Linked DNA regions of Homo sapiens: all the other regions are linked to region 3. The links are chromatin contacts, found by Hi-C or POLR2A ChIA-PET in ENCODE. All regions are on one chromosome and are shown on one strand. Each heading gives the region's core, a stretch centred on a gene start or an enhancer-like site at or near the end of the contact. The rest is flanking DNA. Distances are from core to core; before and after follow the strand shown. Region 1 has its middle 15 kb from the start of CYP1A2. Region 2 overlaps CSK (C-terminal Src kinase). Region 3 overlaps ARID3B (AT-rich interaction domain 3B).

What was found. A loop is a pair of places that touch in the nucleus more often than their neighbours do. ChIA-PET counts read pairs that join two places held with the same protein, here RNA polymerase II (POLR2A). Pooled maps may share reads with other maps.
Region 1: POLR2A ChIA-PET joins it to region 3 with 11 read pairs in WTC11. The contact joins two enhancer-like sites. A Hi-C loop is called at or near these places in 2 of 50 pooled maps. POLR2A ChIA-PET finds 5 or more read pairs at or near these places in 5 of 52 experiments (Caco-2, H1, K562 and 2 more).
Region 2: a pooled map shows a loop between it and region 3 (3-fold over the local background). The contact joins two enhancer-like sites. A Hi-C loop is called at or near these places in 2 of 50 pooled maps. POLR2A ChIA-PET finds 5 or more read pairs at or near these places in 4 of 52 experiments (HEK293, HepG2, T-cell and 1 more).

What each region holds. Positions count from the first base shown.
Region 1 is chr15:74,762,235-74,765,014 of GRCh38, reverse strand. No RefSeq gene overlaps it. Among named protein-coding and RNA genes, the nearest start is that of CYP1A2, 15 kb to the right of the region's middle. RefSeq lists a cis regulatory region at 1,283-1,381 and an enhancer at 1,274-1,388. Within about 2 kb of position 1,339, at least 3 of the 41 ENCODE cell types and tissues checked have a DNase peak (open chromatin) inside an H3K27ac peak, as active enhancers do.
Region 2 is chr15:74,798,413-74,801,601 of GRCh38, reverse strand. CSK (C-terminal Src kinase) reads right to left here. Exons shown (of 13, transcript NM_004383.3): 3 at 2,874-2,987; 4 at 2,664-2,776; 5 at 2,111-2,330; 6 at 1,097-1,190; 7 at 856-921; 8 at 680-779; 9 at 500-590; 10 at 7-80. Among named protein-coding and RNA genes, the nearest start is that of MIR4513, 11 kb to the right of the region's middle. RefSeq lists enhancers at 71-920, 1,100-1,394, 1,399-1,518, 921-1,772, 2,048-3,189 and 1 more. Within about 2 kb of position 1,326, at least 20 of the 41 ENCODE cell types and tissues checked have a DNase peak (open chromatin) inside an H3K27ac peak, as active enhancers do.
Region 3 is chr15:74,596,980-74,599,787 of GRCh38, reverse strand. ARID3B (AT-rich interaction domain 3B) reads right to left here. Exons shown (of 9, transcript NM_006465.4): 9 at 1,657-2,808. It overlaps CLK3-AS1 (CLK3 antisense RNA 1), which reads left to right. Exons shown (of 9, transcript XR_007064715.1): 9 at 1-869. Among named protein-coding and RNA genes, the nearest start is that of CLK3-AS1, 17 kb to the left of the region's middle. RefSeq lists enhancers at 1,206-1,500, 775-1,663, 2,279-2,779. Within about 2 kb of position 1,372, at least 33 of the 41 ENCODE cell types and tissues checked have a DNase peak (open chromatin) inside an H3K27ac peak, as active enhancers do.

The DNA of each region.
Region 1 (2,780 bases), core at 90-2,589, 170 kb before region 3:
TACAGGCATGAGCCACTGCGCCCGGCCTGGATTTTTTTTTTTTAATAGGAACTCTATATATTAAAGAAATTAACCTTTAATCTGTGCATCATTCAGGGTCCCCAGCAGGAAACAGTTTAATTCGAGGAAGGATTAATACAGAGATTATTACACGGGGTTAGGCAGGGAACGGTGGGGGCCCTGAGAGGGTAGTGCCTGAAGAATGCTACTGGGGGAAAGAGCTGCATGGAGAGGATTGCCTCAGAGGACACATCCCCATCTCCTGTGAGAGCCTCCATTCTATGAACCCGTCTAGGAGCCAGAGGGCCAGGGAGTCTGTGGATAGAAGCCCCACAGGTCAGCTTCCCCTCACAGAGCACGGGATGGAGGGGGACTGAAGGGGAGAACTGGAAGCCAACCGGCTTATGTTCCTTGTGTGTCTTCCAACTTGGTTATGATTCTTTGGAATGCAGAAATGATTGATTTTTATGCAGTGGAATCAGTCTTTTCTTTTGCCGCTTCTGGACCTGTGTCAAACTTAGAAAGGCTTTCTCCACTCTCATACTACTTTAAAAAAATCAATTCCTTGCCAGGTGTGGTGGCTCACACCTGTAATCCCAGCACTTTGGGAGGCCAAGGCGGGCGGATCACCAGGTCAGGAGATCAAGACCATCCTGGCAAACACGGTGAAACCCCGTCTCTACTAAAAAATACAAAAAATTGCCAGGTGCGGTGGCTCACGCCTGTAATCCCAGCACTTTGGGAGGCCAAGGCGGGCAGAACACGAGGTCAGGAGATCGAGACCATCCTGGCTAACGCGGTGAAACCCCATCTCTACTAAAAATACAAAAATATTAGCCGGGCGTGGTGGCGGGCGCCTGTAGTCCCAGCTACTCGGGAGGCTGAGGCAGGAGAATGGCGTGAACCTGGGAGGCAGAGCTTGCAGTGAGCCGAGTTTGTGGTGGAGGCACTGACCCAGAGCGCAGCCTGTCTGGTGTGCGATGGTTGCTGAAATTTGCCCAACTGTGCTCAGCTACTTGTTTTATCACTGTGGACCCCCAAAACTCTGGGCAGGGCCTCAGCTTCCCGCCCCCCACTACTGCTGTCCAAGGAGGTAGAGTTACCAGTCCAGGTCTCCCAGCCCTCAGATGTAACCATGGCCCGCCAGCAGGAGCAGAAGCATGCTTCCCAAACCTGCCTGATTACCCAGCCAGCCACCCCACTCCAGCCCCCACCTTGGAGGAAGCACTAATCTGGGGACTTTGAGATTCCATGATTCTCACGGCAAGAAGGACTCTCAGACACGCGAGCCAGCGGCTCCCTTGGCCCTGAGGGCACAGGAGATAGAGGCACACCTGTAAACACATGCCTGGCTACAAACACGCACATACCTGGCTGGCGTGCTGAGCCACCTGAACTGACACCTGGAGAACTCACGCACAGGCATCCACCTGACCACTCCAGGCCACATCTGCCCATGCGCATGCACCCGCTGAGAGCTGGCACTCACGTCTGTTGTTGCCTTATCGACACACCCGAGACTAGGGTTCAAAATGCGTGCCCACGCCTGCTCCCAGCCCCTGCCGGCCCACTGGCACTTTCAGCTGGGCCACCCCAGGTCAGCAAGGCCCAGGGCAGGGTCAGTTTCAGCCAGGCCCCCCAACTCTTCATATTTTCTAGCTGGGGAAATTGATGTCCAGAGTTTCTGGTCAGCAGCCAGCCTGGTGGGGACCCTCTGAGCTATCCTGCTAAGTGTGGATAGGCACGGTGCAAGAACAGCTCCTCATCTGCTCCTGGCCTCCTCCCTGACCCCTGCCTTTAAGAGCCCCCATCTGATGGTGGAGCTGCTGAGACCCCTGGAATGAGTGTGATTGTGTATGAGAGAGAGAGAGGAATGCGGGCCTGTAAGGGAAGTGTCACTACACAAATGAAACTGAGCTGAGTGTTCCAAAAATTTGGGGGGAGAGCATCCCCCAGCCCTCAACAGCATGCCCTGTGCTCTCCAGAGGCATTTCTGGGACCACACCCCTATCTGCAGCACAGGCGTTTTGGCCACTCTGAGCTGGGCCCTTCTCTCTCTCATGTTTTCTGGCTCAGCTGCTGGGTCCCTGATCACCCCTAGTCTGGCTCCTTTCCCTCAGCCTCTCATGCAGTTGGCCAGCATTCCTCGAGACGACTCCGGAACAGGCTACACACGGGGGACACAGAGATGAATGAGAACAGGGCCCTAGACTCTTGTGGGGAACCCAGCCCAGCCCCAGAGAGAGGGTCTGGGACCATCTTCTCTGAAAGAGGGGGCGGGGGAAGCCAGTCCAGGTGGTGAAAACAGGATGTCCCAAGGGTGGCAGGCCTGGAGTGCACAGAGGCCCGCCCCTTGAGCAGCATGGGGGTCTCCAGACTTCCCTGGGGCAGACGTCAGGGGGGCGGCGGCCTGTCCCACTGGGAGGTGAGTTTCCTTCCGGCAGCTCCTTCTCACGCAATGGGCGGGAAGGGGTTGGGGGCCCATTGTTCCCTGGCACGCTACCACCCCCAGCCCTCCCCAGCTTCTGGGTGGGGGGAGCAGTGGAAGGAAGTGGGCTGAGCCCAGGCCCTGGCAAGACCCCAGTGAGAGAGCGCAGGGTTTGGGGAAATGCTGGCTCACGTGTGGGCCTGGTGTGTGCACAGCTGCACATGCCACACGTGTGTCGGGGGTCCATCTTGCCCTGAGTCCACCTTTCTCAGGATTTCTGGTGTGTGTGTGTGTGTGTGTGTGTGTGTGTGTGTGTGTGTGTGTGTTGTACCCTGACCTGTAATTTGGCACT
Region 2 (3,189 bases), core at 77-2,576, 200 kb before region 3:
ACTCACAGCGAGAACTTGAGGAGACAGTCTCCGCCCAGCACTGACCGACCCCTAGACCGCAGGTAGTCCACAAGGCTCCCCTGGGGGCAGGAAGGACAGACCAGGCCGAGGTCAGACGTGCCCTGCAGCCCTCTCACACAGCACGCTGGGGCCGGGTGGGTGTTGACACTCCAGGGAGGTGTGAGACAGGGAAGGAGTGGGGAGGGGCCAGAACATCCATGCCGGACACTGCTCTGTGTTATTCATGCCTTATCCCTTGACTCTCACAAATCTCTAAGTTGTTATTATCTCCATTTCCCAGATGTGATGCTGAGGCTTGGAGGTGACATGATTTGTCCAATGTTACAGTCAATGAATGGTAAACCAGGACAAAAGCCCAGCCCTGGTGACCTAAAAGCTCACTTGGGGTCGGGGGACTGAGGGAGCAGGGGCCCTAGAGCACAGTGGGGGTTTCGGGGCAGTTGGAAGGCCTGAGTGCCGGGTCTCGGCAGGTGCCCACCTTGGCCATGTACTCAGTGACGATGTAGAGCCCGCCCTTCTCCTCCACGATCACGCCCAGGAGCTGCACCAGGTTGCTATGCCGCAGTTGCCTGGGGCAGGACGAGAGTGGTCAGAAAGGGGAAGCTGGTGCCTCACTCCTAACCTAGGCCAACCTCCCCCCTACCCCGCCCCCACTCACGTCATGACTGAGGCTTCAGCCAGGAAGGCCTGGGCAGTGGCGTCGTTCTTAATGCACTTGACGGCGACTTTGTTCCCTCGGTAATCGCCCAGCATCACGTCTGGGGGCAGAGAGGTGGTCTTGTTCCCAAGTTCGGAGTCCCTCAGAACCCCCCCAGGGGGCCCGGCCCAGCTCACCTCCGAACTCCCCCTTCCCGATGGTCTGCAGCAGCTTCAGCTCCTTCATGTTCAGGGCCCAGCCGCCTGTGGGGAGGGGCCAGTGAGGGCCTGGAGGCCACTAGGGACATGGCTGGGATGACAGAGGCTGACTGGACTATCAGGCACTGGGGTTCTCTGGAGGTTCCTGGATGGGGCAGTGCCAGGAAGCCTGCGTGGGAGGAGGTGGGTGGGCAAGAGGTCTGGGGTGGGGTGCACTCACTGCGGTAGAACTCATCCTGGGCCGCCACTGTGCCCTCCATGACCTTTGGTTTAATGAGGCGCGTACAGAGTCCATCTGCGTCTGAGGTGTAGTGCTGCAGGGTGTGGGGGGCAGGGTGCTCAGAGACAGCCCAAGGTGCCCCATATGCACCGTCCAGGCCTGACCACCAGAGGGCGGCAGAGGCCAGCCCCGCCTAGCCTGGAGTCACTGAGTGGGGAGGGCTCCCCATTTCTGGTAGGGCAGGGGTTAGGGAAGTCCCAGATTATGACGTATGGCCCATTTCCCATGCCACCCTACATGCGGTTGCTGGACACTCAGCTGCTGCTACCACTCTGGGCCCCATGGGTATCTGATGCAGAGGGCAACCCATGGCTCAGTCCTGAAACCAGCCTCTAGCCAGGAGTGCCCAGGACCCCACCCTCACCTGCCACAGGCCAAGCCAGGCCAGTAGGGGAGGGAGATAAGAGTGAATACAGAGGGACACGGGAGGCTTCCTGTGGCTACCGGATGCCAGGTGTGGCCTGGCCAGGGCTGGCAGAGCTGGCCTGGGAAGCTGCAGGGACCTGTGGGCATGTCCGTGCAGGTGCGAGAGCCTCAGGGGCCCTGGCGATCAAGGCGCATGGCTCATGTTTCTGCACACGCTTCTGAGCATGCAGGTCTGTGAGTGGCTGGAGGAAAGTTAGCTCTGGGATCAGACAGACTCAGATTCTAGTCCTGGCACCAAATTATATCTGTGGGACCTCAGGTGGGTCCCCTAACTGCTCTGAACCTTCAACTCCTGGTCTATAAAATGAGGATAAGGCTCCCCTCCTCATGGTGGCACTGTGGGGTCAGAGGTGAGTCCTGGCACGCAGCAGCTGCTCCACCAAGGTGTGAGGAAACAAGGGCTCACAGAAGTTGCCCCACATGGCTGGTCACCACGCAGAAGCAGTGGGGCTGGAGCTAGAAGCCAGGGCCCCAGATGGGTTTAGGGTGTGTGAGGGTGGGAGCAAGGCTCTGTACCCCCCAGCTCACCTCCACCAGCTGCATGAGGTTCTCAAAGTACACCTCCTCGTCGATGCTGAGCTTGCTGGCATGGTACATGATGCGGTAGTGCTCCACCTTGCCGTCGCAGCTCACGCACAGCGTGTAGTCTCCGGGGTAGTTGGTGCTCTCCCGCACCAGGAACAGGCCTGTCTCCGGCGGGTACAGAAGCCGCTCAGCCTGCTCCCGTGTGATCTTGCCGTGGAACCAACTGGGGAGCAGCAGGGCTGGAGGTCATGGTGGCCCAAAGGTACTGACCCTGGCTCCCCTTTCTGAAGGGGTTCCCTCTGCTTGGCACCCGTGGCTCGCACTCGCTCAGTCAGGCATTTGAGGCCCTCTTCTTCTGCTCCCTGTCCCTTCTTTGCCACCCTCCTGCCTCTGCCCCCAGCCCTGCTCTGTGAGGTCCCGCACCCGCACCCTGCACCTCCTCCTGAGGCCCTCCCCAACACCCAAGCCCCTCACTCTGGCCTCCCTGCTTGCTCCTGATGCTCCTTCAGGAGGACCAAGGCCCCTTCCCTCCCCAACCCCTCCTCGTGGTACTCACGGCATGAGGCTGAGTTTGGTACCCGCCTTCACGCCCTCCCGCTTCTGGACGTAGTTGGCTGGGATGATGCCCTCACGGCCCACCTTGTTTTTGGCTTTGTACCAGTTGGGGTCCTGGGGAGAGGGCAGCCCAGACATGCTCTCAGGCCCACCTCCCCCTGCAGAGGGAAGGCCCAGCAGTGGGATGGTGGGGTGGGCGTCACCTGATTACCTTGGTGACGGCCACAATGGTGAGCACGTCTCCTTTGCAGAAGGGCAGGTCCTGCTCGGCAGTGCCGTGGAAGTTGTACTTGGCAATACATTCTGTACCGGATGGCCAGGCGGCCTGCAAGGCAGGTGACACGTGGGCGGGTGCAGCCTGGGCCCCCTCCAGCCACCTGCTGGCGCACCCTCGTGGTCACAGCCTCTGAGCTGGCCTCTGTGAGCCTGGGTGAGGTGCTCTGCCCGGAGAACGAGCCCTGGGTCCCTTCCTGTTGAGACTCCCCCACTTCCCCAGGCCTGTACCTGACTGAGTGCTGGGAAAAAGG
Region 3 (2,808 bases), core at 123-2,622:
GTTCTCATTCACTTGTGTCTCCGATCACACTAGAGTCCCCATTTCACAGACAAACTGCCCAGAGTTTGTCATAGGTCACACAGCAAACCAGCAACTAAGCCCCCTGGTCCCCTAATCTGCCCCAGAAAGGTAGTTTCTCAGCTGTTCTGAGCTTGACAGCATGAACATCCTCAGGAGCCACAGGCAAAGTGGGCTGAGGCTTGGCATTCCCCTCGAGGTCATCTGGCCATTCTGAACGCCCCTCCTCAGCCTGCTTCCTCCGGCTGAGCCATGTGCCCCCGGAACCCCTCTGAACTCTGTTGCCGATCCCTCCCTCCATCTGCGCCTTCAGTGAAGCAGTTTCTTAAAGGAGGGGTCCTTGGTACCGTGGAGGGACAGGACATCTCTGGGAATTCGTACCCAGCTGCGTTCGTGCTGAGTTCTTCATGACCCACTCCTTCCAGCGTCAGCTGGTGGATCCAGGGCTGGGTACTGAGCCGTACTGGACCAGTGGGCCCCCTCCCGGGATCGCTGGACTTGGAGCAGAAGAGTCCCTCCAGGGCTGAAGATTGGACACAGAAAACTTGGGAACTGTCAACTGCCCTGTTATTCACCTCGTGAAAAAAGCTGGATTTCTAATGAGAGCGAATGGAGGTGACAATTCCCAGAAACTGGAATTGGGATGGTGAGATTTTAGTTCAGCCGCCGGCGGTCTCATGCGTGGAGGTGATAAAGTTGAGCTTTGAGGTGGTCTTCAGAGGGAGAGGAATACCCTCTGCGGGCAGAGCTTCCTGGGTTCCGGGCCCTTCCGGACGTCAACACAGGTCCAAATGCCCTTGGGCTCCTCCGCACACCCTGGGTGCAAGAATAAATCCTTCTCTCTGCCGCCATTAGCCTGACTGGCTTCGGTTACTTCGCACAAAAAGCCCTTGCCGAGCAAACGTCCCCGGTGCTGCTCCAAAGGAGACCCCTGCCCTCCTGGAAGCTCCTCCCTGAGGCCGGGTATCCACTCGCCGCTCGCAGCCCTCGCTCTAGCTCCAGCTCCTGTTCCTTTTCCTGCCCACCCCGCCCAGTGAGGAGATCAGCACCCCTTGTCTGTCTCTGTGTCTGTCGGGGTTCGTGCCTCACTGTGTCCAAGCCCGGCTTCTATCCCTAGTCCCTTCCTGTTCGCGCCACTCCTGCTTGCTTTCTTCTCCCCTTCCCTCCAGCGGTGGTTCCAAACCTTCTCTTCCATAAGACCCTCCATTCCGTTTCCCAGAGACCCAGGGGTGCCCCTCGCAGGGGCAGAGGCGCAGCCTGTAGTGGATCTCCCTCCGCGCAGGGCGGGCAGTCTAAGGTCATTCCCGGTCACCCTGCCCCCTCGCTCCCATTGGCTCTGGGGAGGGCACGTGACTCAATCCTGGCCAATGGCGTGGCGGGGCCTGTGGCTTGCTGCCGGGCAGGCTTTTCTAGGAGCTTCTGGGGTAACGCCAGAGAAACCTGCTAACACACAAGGTTAGCTGAGAGTGAGCTCAGTGAGCTTTCCCTTTGAAGAAGGCGTGGGTGAAGGGGAGAAGGTTCAGGAGAAATCAAGGGGTCAGGAGTAGTTCACTCAGTCCCCTTTCACTCTGAAGGAGCTCACCTCTCCCCAGTACTGTCCAGTGGAAAGGCCACTCAAAGCAACTGAGAGAGACCTGCTTGTGTGAAGAGGTAGAGGTTTATTGAAATATAAACATTCGAGAACATGTAAGATAGAAAATAACCACAACATATAGACACTTGCTGCAGGAGGACATCTGAGGTATTTACTCACTGCCTAGGCTACCCATGTGCTATCACATTTTTCCTGGTTAGAATACATATAAGATGGAGAGCAGGAGGGGACAGAGCTGCCCTGGCTGATGGCACCTTCAGGGGAAGCTCTGCTTGGGCCAAGGCCCCACTCGTGGGGGCACCTGCTGGCACCCCTCATCGGGCTCTGGGTGACACCCTGCTGTTGTCCTTGAGGGCAGTGAGGGTTCACTCCAACGGTGTGGCCAGGCGAGCTGCCTGGGGAAAGGGAGAGGATCCAATGACCGGAAAGACACAGTGTGCTTTCCCTGCATCCTCTGGGTGGGAAGAGTCCATCCTTTGTGACCAAACCCCTGAGAAAGACATACTGGCCAAATGTCTGAGACACCTTCAAATGGGCCCAGTGCCAGCCAACTGGGCTCCTCACTGGCACCACGTCCCAGATGCCCTTCTCTGCCCACACCCTGCAGGCTGAGGCCAGAGGAGGTCAGCCCTCGGGAGATGGGGTATGTGTGTGTGTGTGTGTATGTGTGTGGGAGTGGGGGTGAGTGTGTGTGGAGGGCTGAGAGAAGACGCAGTTGAGCAGAGCTGCAGCTTACCGGGCTGAGGTATCTGTTTGTGCTCAAGCTTTTGATTCCCTTTCCTCTCCTACACAGGACTGAATGCGAGCCACGCTGCCACACACACCCACGCCACGCGCGGTGTCTCCCACTGCCACAGCCCCATGTCACAGTGGTGGTGTTCTGCTGAACATTCCAGGGCTTCCTCGACTGAGGTGAGCCGCAAGCGAATCAATTTTCTTTACAGCACAGGAGCTGCCTGCTCCCGCGCAGGGTCCAGGAGGAGCTGTGGAGTTATTCATCTCCTCATACCCTGGGGCGGCTCAACCTCTGGCAAGGCCAGCGAGGACCCCAGCCTGCCTGTGCCCTGAGCTGGGAATGCTGAGTGATGGGGAGGTGTCCTCTGCCTCCCTGGTCAGCTGGGGGTGGGGGTGTGGCAGAAAACGGTCTTCAGAACTGGTACAGTTTCAGGGCCCGACCCGGTGTGAGAGCGGGCCTC